2 separate regions of the Homo sapiens genome follow, and region 1 is linked to region 2. The links are chromatin contacts, found by Hi-C or POLR2A ChIA-PET in ENCODE. All regions are on one chromosome and are shown on one strand. Each heading gives the region's core, a stretch centred on a gene start or an enhancer-like site at or near the end of the contact. The rest is flanking DNA. Distances are from core to core; before and after follow the strand shown.

The links. Hi-C counts contacts between places; a loop is a spot of excess contacts on that map. ChIA-PET counts read pairs that join two places held with the same protein, here RNA polymerase II (POLR2A). Pooled maps may share reads with other maps.
Region 1: a pooled map shows a loop between it and region 2 (2.7-fold over the local background). The contact joins two enhancer-like sites. A Hi-C loop is called at or near these places in 1 of 37 single-sample maps with no recorded cell type and 2 of 50 pooled maps. POLR2A ChIA-PET finds 5 or more read pairs at or near these places in 1 of 52 experiments (K562).

What each region holds. Positions count from the first base shown.
Region 1 is chr7:38,331,483-38,337,673 of GRCh38, reverse strand. It overlaps TRG and the pseudogene TRGV7. Among named protein-coding and RNA genes, the nearest start is that of TRG-AS1, 6.8 kb to the left of the region's middle. Within about 2 kb of position 1,918, at least 17 of the 41 ENCODE cell types and tissues checked have a DNase peak (open chromatin) inside an H3K27ac peak, as active enhancers do.
Region 2 is chr7:37,938,624-37,944,525 of GRCh38, reverse strand. All of the region lies in intron 1 of EPDR1 (ependymin related 1), which reads right to left. Among named protein-coding and RNA genes, the nearest start is that of EPDR1, 21 kb to the right of the region's middle. RefSeq lists a silencer at 5-299. Within about 2 kb of position 1,250, at least 23 of the 41 ENCODE cell types and tissues checked have a DNase peak (open chromatin) inside an H3K27ac peak, as active enhancers do.

The DNA.
Region 1 (6,191 bases), core at 669-3,168, 390 kb before region 2:
TCCAGAGGCAGAGGGAGACCAACCAGAGCCCCTCCCTTTCTCATTCCCAGCTGTGATGACAGCAGAAACTGAATTCTCTGAGCTAAGCCAATACCACAACCAAGAGGGATGTTGTTCTACATCTTATTAGGAATATTTTAAACATGAATCTAAACATATTTGTTATAGAGGAGGTGAATATCTGTGTATACACTACTGAATGTTCCCAATTATTTTATTCTACTTGTTTTATCACCCATATCTTCATCTATGAATCCAGGTGCACTGCACATATTAGCCTGCTTTCCAAGGATAGAGTTGCCAAATAAAATATGCAATACCCAGGTAAATTGGAAGTTCAGATAAATAACAAATAAGTTTTGAGTTCAAGTATGTACCACATATTGCATATGGCACTGCACCCTGTACTTTTTTTTTTCTTTTTTTGAGACGGAGTCTCACTCTGTTGTCCAGGCTGGAGTGCAATGGCACAATCTCCGCTCACTGCAAGCTCCACCTCCCGGGTTCACAACATTCTCCTGCCTCAGCCTCCTGAGTAGCTGGGACTACAGGTGCCCACCCCCACAACCGGCTAATTTTTTTGTATTTTTAGTAGAGACAGGGTTTCATCGTGTTAGCCAGGATGGTCTCAATCTCCTGACCTCGTGATCTGCCCACCTCGGCCTCCCAAAGTGCTGGGAATACAGGCGTGAGCCAATCTCACACTCCTACTTGATGTGGCCTTTTTACTTGAGAATGAACAGAAATCCTCTAACAAAGAGGTTACAAACACAAGGTCACACACACCCCCTCCTGACCCCCACACACCCATTTACCATTGAGGAGAGTCCATGGCCGACCAACATACCTGATTCTCACTCCTGTTGAGAGGAGGGGCCAGCTGGGCTTCCTGGGTCGAGTAGGGGCTCAGCAAGCTGTGAAACGCACTCATTTCCTGCATCACGACTTACTTCGGTCCTGGATGAATAATATTGAAGATATATGCTTAAAATATTCCGAACACCAGGATTTGTGCATGTGTTTTCTTCCCCATGAAAGCTATGAACAGCGAAAATTTTCCTGTAAGTTTCCCTGTGTTCTCTCTCCCTCTCTTCCTTCCCCCTGCCCCAAAACTAAAGTAAAATAACGTTAACTGCCCGTTTTTCTGTAACCAGCAGACCTTATCTATACTCCCAATTCCAATTCCTTGTAAACATACTTTGTAAAGTCCTGTAAGATCCTGTCTCCTTTGCCATGACGCTGCAAGGTCATAAAGTAGATAAAACCTAAGTTGCAATTCCGGTTTTCCTCAAGATCTAAGACATGTTACAAATGGTTAATTGCCTTTGTTTCTCGCTTTGGTAACATCTTCCCGCCTCAGGTATTTCCCGCCTTGAAGAGTTTAAAAGGCAATCCTATAATCTAACTCTGGCTACCCATTCTGGACCCCCTCCATGCTTTGGAAGCTTTGTACTTTCACTCTGCTCAATAAAGCCTACAGCTTTTTCTCTCTCTCGGTCCGTGTTTCTATCACTCGCTGCGGTCAGCCGCCACACCAATTCTATGGCGTGGCTAGGCAAGAACCTTAGGTGTTACACTGTTAATAAAGCAGGTTCAGGCCTTCTCAGAGTGGCCCTGGGTATTTTGCCTCCAAGTGTCCTTGCGAATGTGAAAAGGAAAGCAGTTGAAAGACCAAATCAAGCTTCCTGACAGGACAAGGCCCTGGAAGCAGCATCAACTGCTGAAACTCTGAAGGGCAGGGTGTGAGCCTGCTGTGGACTGCCCCGTCCTATGGCCCTGGCCAGCTGGCGCCAGGGTCAGCTTTCCCCACATCTGCACTCCCTCTGCTGGAGGCCTGAGCTCTCCATGCCCCTGGCTCTCTTCTGCAGAGGGCCTGCTCTCTGCTGCCACAAGATGGCGCTGGAGAAGGGGCCTGAGCAGAGAGGCAGGAGCTCCTCTGCAGGTCCTCCCAGACACCACCCCTCTGGGAGGAAGGCTGGGGAGTCCCCTAAGACAGATCCTCCATCACTTCTCCCTGCCTGTGACTCAGGAAGACCAGCTCCTCCTACTGCCTTCTGTGCTAGGGAACACTTCCTGTTTGAGTGGGACCTGAGTTTTGAAAGCGTCTTCTGCTCCTCTTCATCTGGTCCCTTTCCTTCCAAGACCCCAGAGAGGAAGGCATGCGGTGGGCCCCAGCCCTGCTTCTAGCTTTCCTGCCTCTTGGTAAGTGTGCTGCCTACAGAGAGGCTGATGGGTTTTATTTTGTTCTGTTTTGTTTTCTCATTTTGCAAGGGGTGCCGTTCTAAGGAGTTCCTCATTATATTTTGTGCTGTTCCCATTGCAGCCAGTCAGAAATCTTCCAACTTGCAAGGGAGAAGGAAGTCAGTCACCAGGCCAGCTGGGTCATCTGCTGTAATCACTTGTGATCTTACTGTAATAAATACCTTCTACATCCACTGGTACCTGCACCAGGCGGGGAAGGCCCCACAGCATCTTCCATACTATGACCCCTACTACTCCAGGGTTGTGTTGGAATCAAGAATCAGTAGAGGAAAGTATTTTACTTATGCAAGCATGAGGAGGAGCTGGAAATTGATACTGCAAAATCTAATTGAAAATGATTCTGGATCTATTACTGTGCCACCTGGGACAGGCACAGTGATTCACACCTGCCCTACACCACACTGAAAATCTGCCTTGTGACTGCTTCTGGTACACAAGATAGACCAGCCCCCTCTCATTTGTTGCCACCGAATTTACTGTATTCTGTACAAAGAGAAACACAGCATAATTCCTGATCTCTCCCCTAATATCACACTCTCCTGGCAGCAGCTGCACCTTGTTCCCCACCCTCCCCCAGGACTTTCCTGAAGACAAGCTGTCATCTTCAGGCCTCAGCCAAGCAGCCTGGCTGAGAGCAAGACTCTCTCAGCTCTCCGAGGACATGGGGGAGGCCCACTCACTCTGCTTCCTCGGACCAACAGGTACACCTAGGGTCCAACTGCGAAGCGAGATATTTTGGACAGCAAATGGGAAGGATATTTATACTGAATCATATATCTAGAGATCACAGCTGAGAGTGTTGCTTATTCTTTATGTCTATAACAATATAAGCAATAGTATAATTACCACTATAACACTAAGCCTAGGTATGCAGTTGAACATTGTCTCCCTCTGCTTTCCTTTTTGTCTCTCTCTCTACTTTCTTGGTTACTTGCTATTTTTCTACACATCCCTTTTTCTGGCCTCCCCTCCCTCCCTCCCTAGCTCCCTCCCTAGCTTGCCTTCCTTCCTTCCTTCCTTCCTTCCTTTCTTCCTCCCTCTCTCCTTCCCTTCCTTACTTCCTTCCTTTCTTTCTTCCTCCCTCTCTCCTTCCCTTCCTTACTTCCTTCCTTTCTTCCTCCCTCCTTCTCTTACTTCCTTCTTTTTTTCCTTTCTTCCTTTTCTCTCTCTTTCTTTCTTTTTTGGGCACACAATCAGAATACAGAATCATTCTCTATATGTTCATGCCAACTTTGATACAGCTAGTTTATTCGTTCAGTTTTCATTTTTATATTTTGGAAATCTGTTGTATTATTTTGATTTGTATATGTAAAACCTTTACATGGAACTGAAGTCAAAATTATAAAACAAGATCAATTTAGAGATTTTAGCTTCCATTCTAGAATTCTCTTTTCTCTTCTGTGTCTCACCCTATAGGTAACAATATCTTTATTAGTTCAGTTGAACTTTTTCACTTTTTCTTATTTATTCAGAAGTCTATCACTATTACAGAAATACCTCTTTTGCTTGTCATATATGTGCAGTATGCATTATTTCTATTTGAATGGCATATTTATGTTTTTGTTCTGATATTCTGTTTTTATACATTTCAATCAATCTTTTAGTTTCTGGTGTCTGGATTTTGTGTCCTACTTGGAAAGGTGAACATACTTCAGAAGTATGCCTAAAGAAATTCATATCATTTCATTAATATTTTATTCATTTATTACTTGATATGATCTATCTGGAATTTTTATACAATAATTACTATAGCAATAATAATAATACTGATGATAAATATGGGTACTGACTTTCCGGTAGTTACTGTACTAAGCACATTACATGTATATTTTATTTAATCTTCACAGAAACCTTATCAACGGGTTTAAGTAACATTGAATATAGCAGATGAGAAAGTGAGGGGTTAACTAACATTCCCTAAGTCATATAGTTTAATTTGATAGCAATTGCAATCCAAGCTCTGGGGTTCAGAAAATGAGATTTGTTCATTCAATTTGCATTTTCTTATCTTTATGAATACTAGCATTATTTTACAATTTTATAGGCCATTTATACTTCTTCTTTTGTGAATTGCCTTTTCATACTGTTTGCCTATCCTTCTGTTGGGGTATTAATTTTTTCTTATTTGTTTGTAAGAATTAATATACACCATTTTCGAGATATTGATCCTTTATCAAACGTGTTGAAAATATTTCTCATCATTTGCTATTATTTATTTTCAGCACCTTTTGGTGAACTGAACTTTGTATATTACTTTTAATAAAATCTATCAATTTTTCTAGGGTCTGTATTATGATGTCAGGCTCAGCGAGACCAATGTCACCTACAATTAGTGTGCAATTCATCATCGTTTAAGTCTGATTTCCTTTTTTCAGTTTTATTACAACTAAATCTCTATTTGTACCTTTTAAGTTAGCAACCCAAGGATATTTGTTTCCATATGGTAAGTCAATTCCCAAAGGAGAACATAGTAAATAATCAAGTATTTCCTTGTGGATATTAACATACAACTTTATGACATGATAAAATATTACATACACGTGGCTCTCTTTCTGGACTTTCCACTGTGTTCCATGAATCTTTTCAGTCTAGTGCCAGTATTGTCCTCTCTTTGTTGTATCTGAATGAGTTAGAGAAAATGCCACACTTTGAGACAAATTAAGATTCCGTTTATTTAGCCGGCGGCCAAGAGACGGCTAATGCTCAAAATTCTCTCGGCCCCGAAGAAAGGGCTAGATTTTCTTTTATACTTTGGTTTGGAAAGGGGAGGGGTGTCTAGTTAAAACAATTTTACAGAAATAAAGTAGGCAAAAAGTTAAAAGGATAAATGGTTACAGGAAAGTAAACAGTTCCAGGTGCAGGGGCTTTAAGACTATTACAAGGTCATAGACTTGGGGCTTTGGGCGTTATCAATCAGATGGATTCCTGGGAATTGCGGATATAGCTTGCCACAGTATCTTATCAGTTAATTGCATTCTTGGATGTGCTGGGAGTCAGCTTGCACAAGTTAAGTCCTTGAGGAAGGGGCTGCCAGTGAAAGAGCCAAGATGGAGTCTGTCTGGCTCTCTTAGCTAAGGGAGAGTCAATTCAGGTGGAAACAAGGCCAGGTGATTAAAGGAAAAGGGAGAGTCTAAAAACAGGGTTAGTAAAAACACGGTTGGGCATTACATCTTCAGCACTGTAGTTTTGTAGTTCATTTTATATTCCAGTGGAGATTGTTTCTCTCATTACTTTTTTGTTTTAAGGATTTTCTGTGCATTCTAATGTGATGGCAGTTCTCTCCCTTCTCATTTTTAAACCATGAGAGTTCTGTCCCAGGCAGGATTTTCCTGGCTCCAAGGCAGGTGAGCTTCCCTCCTTCACAAGGACCCCAATGACTCAGCTTTCAGAGCTCCTCCCCTGGCAGCCTCAAGTCCTGTACGTGTGGTGGAGAGGCAGAGGGAGACCAACTGGAGCCCCCTGCCTTTCTCATTCCCAGCTGTGATGTCAGCAAAAACTGAACTCTCTGAGCTAGGCCAAAACAACAACCAAGAGGGACATTGTTCTACGTTTTATGAATATCTTAAACATGTGTCCAAACTTTTTTTTTTTTTTACCGAAGTGAAAATCTGTGTATGCACTACTGAATTTTCACAATTATTTTACTATACTTGTTTTATCACCTGTATCTCCATCTATGAGTCCAGGTCCACTGCAGACATCAGTCAGCTTTCTGAGGATACGGTTGCTAAGTAAAATATGCAATACTCAGGAAATTTGGACGTTCAGATAAATAACAAGTTTTTAGCTGAAGTATGTCCCAAATATTGCATGACATGGCACCCTGTATTACTTTAAAAAAAAAACTCACACTTCTACTTGAATGAACGGAAATCCTCTAATAAAGAGATCACACACACAGGCATACACTCCCAACACACACACACACA
Region 2 (5,902 bases), core at 1-2,500:
CCTTTATAAATTACCCAGTCTCAGGTATGTCTTTATTAGCAGCATGAGAACAGACTAATACAGTCCTCCTAGCCTCATATTTGTCATACATGTCATTCTAGCCTCATATTTACCTTCCTCACCAGAGTTTACTAGACCAGAGAGGAGACAATGAGATTCTTTCATCTCGACCTGTGTCATGGCAACCGAGGTCTAATAGTCAGCCTCTTATGTGGCTGGACATACCACATGTAAATTTCGAAGCTGAGGGAGGCTATTTTCCAAAACGCAAATGGAATAGGATTAAAGAATGAAGCAGAGAGAAGCACTAGCAAACTGGGATTCCAACAGCTGTTCATTTCCTGGGCTCTTTTTTTCTGAGATGCTTGGAGCACCCCCGCTTACAGAGTTACAATAAGCTTCCTTTGTTCTAATAAACTTTCCTTCATTTTTGGCTTGCAGCTTTTTATGCTACTCAGTTCTATCATTTCTGTTAGAATTGAGGACTCCAGTGCTCCATGGAGAGACCCGGGGAGCAGCTGCCAGCACAGCTGTGCTGGGAAAGGCCCAGCATGGCCCTGTGTGGCATCAAGGGCCACAGATGCCTGGTCAGTCACCTGCAACAGAAGGGCAGGGGACAGCAGGGAGGGAACACTCACAGCTTCACTGTTTCCCTGAGGCCCGCTCTGCCCACATACAGAAGTAAAATTTAATTTTAAAATGAGAATTTTAGACCCGGAACAATCACTATGAAATGTTAACATTTGCTAAATCTGGGTGGTCTGAACACAAGTGTTCGTTTTGGTGTTCTCTGTACTTTTCTATGTTTTCAAAATATTTGCTTTTTTAAAAGTAGACATCATCTGATATTGAGGTTATGTTGACTGTACCTCAAGTTAAACTGAAAATAATAAATTAATGGAAAACAAAATAGAACTATATAATTTGTTTTCAAAATCCCATGTGGATATAAATGCTAGTACTGCTCTATGACAAATTTTAGAAAACATTTTAATGATACTGTAGTGGCGTGTGTGTTTATGTGAACATATTAACAGTTAGGACATAAGTCTCTGCATCACAAATAGAATACAGGGCCTGTGGCCTGACAGGGACCAAAGGTCAAAATGCAAAGATCAGCCACGGTTGAGATGAGTAATCAGAGTGGGGATGCTGTACGGGAATAACCCGTGGACCCAAGGGATTAACAGACTTTGAGAGGAATTGGATTCCTGGAGGCGAGATCAAAGACTGGCTCTGTCACAGAGGCAATTGTGAGATGAGAGGCACCAACGCCCCCGCTGGGGCACAGTCAAGCAAGGTGAGATGCTGGAATTGGTGTTCAGGACAGGGAGGCAGACCAGCCCAGGTCAACAACAGCAGACAAACTTCGCCTCCTTGCTGGCCAGGCACCAAGCAAAGCATAGTTCACTGGGAGGGGCAGGCGAGTTCCCACAAAGGCCCTGCTGCTGCTGAGCCTCAGCTGTGAGCAAGGTCAGGTTGGCTAGGCCCTGCCAAAGGCTCAGAAGGCCAAGCTCTCCACGGCAACCACAACACACAGGACGGGCCAGCGGCCTGTTTTGCTTCTCACCATATGGGACAAAGGATTTTTGTTGCTTTTACTAAAATTCTCAGGTTACATTGACAATTTCCATTGTTTCCTGCAAATCCATTTCCCTAAAAAGTAGGCTCTCGAATCACCATGTTTTCTGAAACACCGAAAATCTGGGGAAGTTTTCTTGCTTTTGAAAATAGTTTTTTTTTAGTAAAACAGATTCATGATCAATATAAAAAAATTAAGCAATCTAGGGATGGAAAGGGAAGCAAAAATTGCCAAGAAACTCTAATTTACAGAAATAACAACTCTGTACATGTGTCTGGACATATATTCTTCTAAATATGTCTTTATGTACGTATTAATTTTTATATCTAAATTTTTATGTTTTAATTGTGGCAAGATACATGTGACAAAAATGTACCATCTTAGCCATTTTTAAGTGTACAGTTCAGTAATGTTAAATATATTCACATTGTGGTACATCAGTCTCCAGAACTCTTGCAAAATTGAAACTCTATATCCATTAAACAATAATAACCCATTCCTCCCTCTCCCCAACTCCTGGCAACCACCATTCTATGAGTTTGGCTACTCTACATAGCTCATGTAAGTGGAATCACACAATATTTATTCTTTTCAGTCAATATAATATCTTCAAAGTTTATCTGCGCTGTAGCATGTGTTGGCATTTCCTTCCTTTTTAAGGCTGAATAACATCCCACTGTATGTATACACCATATTTTATTTATCCATTCATCCACTGATGGATTCCTAGGTGTTTCCTAACTTTTGGCTATTGTGAAAAATGCTGCTATAAACATAGGTGTACAAACATTGGATTGATTTTTCAATATGTACTATACTCATTTTACGCAAATGAGTGCCTATCATTTATTTGTTTTCTAACTATGCATTTTAAATTCAACAATTTGCCCTTGATAATCTTTTAAGTAAAAAGATAAATCTAATTTTTCTAATTTTTATTATAAAATATTTTAAATATGCAGAACAGTTGGAGAACTAGTATAATGACCACTTTTATGTCTGCCTCCTAGGCTCAACAATTCTCTACATTTTACTGTATTTTTTCTAGTTTTCTAAATACTTCCTTAAAACAAGAGCTTCTGCCACATGGTCACAATAGGACTGTATCTTAGAAATAAAAATTCATTCCCTGATATCTGCTCCATATTCAAGTGGCCCCCCAAATACATCTTAAAGCTGGTTTTTCAAATCAGAGTTCAATTAAAGTTCAAGCATTATATTTGGTTATGTCTCTATCAAAAATCTGGAGCAGTACTCCTACCTTTTTATTTTCCAACATGACATTGACTCTTTGAAGAGTTCAGGTTTGCAGATATTCCACAATGTGGATTTCTTTGGCAGTTTCCTCATGGTGGCATTTAAATTGCTATTTGAGCGTTTGTCATTCTTATGAAATGGATATGAAGTCTAAAGGCTCTTTTCGATTTGAGTTCCAAGATGTTTGTAAATAACATGTCATTGGTGAGGTTGTATACTTTGGACTTTATCATATCTGAAGACAGGTGATGTACCTTCCCACTATTAATGCTGCTAACTTTGATCACCAAGTTATATGGTGACTCCAGATATCTGTTATAAAAGTGTTTCCTTTTGCAATTGGCAAGTAATTGATGAGTGATACTTTGTGATGTTGGAAATGTCCTGTTACCCAATAACTGTCACCTAATGGTTTTAGGCAAATCCGTTTCCTGAATCAATTATTTCACTGGGAGTTAGGATCATAGTACCAATGGTATAGTAAATGACATCCATCTATCTTAGTCTATTGAGTACCACTCTGGACTCATGGATTTATTATTTATTCAATGTATGACAAACAATTAAAGTCATTATTCCTTTTGATGCTAAAATTTACCCAAGTTTGGCCAGAGGGAGCTCCTTCAAGTTGGTACATGTATCTTCTGACATAATCCTATTAGTCTCTGAGTGCTTCCCGATGTTCTACGACACAAGGTGGCACAGGCTAACCTTGGACTTTCCCTGTCCCAGATCTGAAATCAGGCATTTCTCTAAAAAACTCTAGTTACCCTTAGTGGGGAAACAACTTAGAAACTGACATCAGGGCACTAGATGGGCTCATTGCCATTGAGATGACATTGCTTTGAATGCTTTTCAAGTGGTCAGAGCTTCCAATTAGAAAAAAAAAACTCGAATTCATATAGATATTTTCCATTTAAATTAACATTACAGGTTTTCCCCCCTATTTTTTGTATATCTTTTATATATCTTTCCTCTTAAAATAAAAATCATGCTTCCTAAAAACATTAACAAAAACATTTATTTGCTTTATTCTATGATTTTGAAATAATAACTTCAAAACTATTATAAATAACAAAATTGCCAAGTGAAGTTTAAGATTTCATTGTAGTTCCTCTTATCCTTAGAATATAATTCCCTAGTATCGAGAGTCAGTATTGTGTCAAAAATTTACTTAGAATAAGCCTATTCTCTGTGTGGTTATGTTTCCAGATTGATAGATCATTAGGTTCCTTTGTTTTAGTTTGTTCCCAATTCAGGGACTTTACACTTTTCCTCTCTGATTTTATTATTTAAATATGTAAAAATTTTCATATTTCAAAACTCAAAATGACAGAAAATGGTACGTTGAGGCAAGTTCCCCTTCCATCCCTATCTCCTCTTCCCTATTCCTCATGCTCCTTATAGATAACACTTTTCAACTGCTTCCATTTTATTTTTCCTGCATGCCTGTCAAAAAATAAGCAACTACATATGTGAATTATTATTTTCTCTTCTTCTTTACAGAAAGAGTAGCATGCCATATAGACCTTTCTGCATCTTGCTTTCTCCATTCTCCACTAATGCCTACAGACTATCCCTATTTTTTCATGGCCATGTAAATTTACTGTGTGCAAATATCATTATTTCTTTAGCCAGTCTTCTACCAATAAACATTGAGTTGTTTCTATTCCTTTGATATTAACAAAAATAATGACCTTGTGTTGTGCTGTTTTGGAGTTGTATGTTTAGGGTAAATTATTAGATGTGGAATTACCAGGTCAAAAGGTAAAAGCATTTGTGGTTTTGTTAAATATTACCAGATTTCTCTCCACAGGGTTGTACTATTTTGCATGCCTATCAGCAATATATTATAGTGCCTTTTTTCTTTATAGTCCTGCCAACAGAGCATGTTGTCAAACTTAAATTTGTGCTAATCTGAGGAATAAGAAATGGTATCTGACTACTAGGTTTTTGTTAAGAATATTTTTAGTAAGTATAACATCCATAAGAGGGGTCTTTAAAAAGTTCACGGAAAATGTGTATTATGAAAAAACTATGCATGGATTCCAACTTTTTTCACCAAAACAAACTCACAAAACTTGTTATAACATGCCTAAACAGGATCTAGTTTGAGGCACCAAGAAGAATAAGACATCAGTTTGGGTAGAGCTCCTATCAGAGCAACATGCATTCTGCTAAAATTAAAGCAAGAACAAATATTAAATTTATTATAAGGCTCAAGTGGCAGAATGGTGAAATCACTGATGTTTTACAAAAAGTCTATGTGACATTGCTTGAAAGAAGTCAGCAGTTACAAATAAATAACTCATTTTAAAAAGGTAGGAGTCAATATTAAGATTAAGATTTAAGATTTAAGCCCACAGTGGCAGTTCATCCACATCAATTTGTGAGAAAAAAAAATCTTGGGCCAGGCATGGTGGCTCATGTCTGTAATACCAGCACTTTGGGAGGCCGAGGCAGGCAGATCATGAGGTCAGGAGATCGAGACCATCCTGGCTAACATGGTGAAACCCCGTCTCTACTAAAAATACAAAAAAATTAGCCGGGTGTGGTGGTGGGCGCCTGTATTTCCAGCTACTCTTGAGTCTGAGGCAGGAGAATGGTGTGAACTCAGGAGGCAGAGCTTGCAGTGAGCTAAGATCCCGTCACTGCACTCCAGCCTGGGCAACAGAGTGAGACTCCATCTCAAAAAAAAAAAAAATTGGTCATGCCCTAATTGTACAGGAGACAATTGTATAGGACAATTGTACAGACAATTAACAGGAGAAACAATAGCCAGCACCACAGATAGCTCAATTAGTTCAGCTTATACAATTCTGAATGAAAAATTTCAGTTGAGCAGACTTTTCACTCCCAAGGGTACTGAAACAATTGTGGCGGCCCAATCAGCTGCAGAGAAGAGCAGACCCTTCAATGGAAATTTTACACAAGTGGTCAAGATCCTGAAGCATTTCTTTTACGAATTGTAACATGAGCTGAAACATGGCTTTACCGCTACAATCCTGAAGACAAAGCACAATCAAAGCAATGGCTACCAAGTGGTAGAAGTGGTCCAGTTAA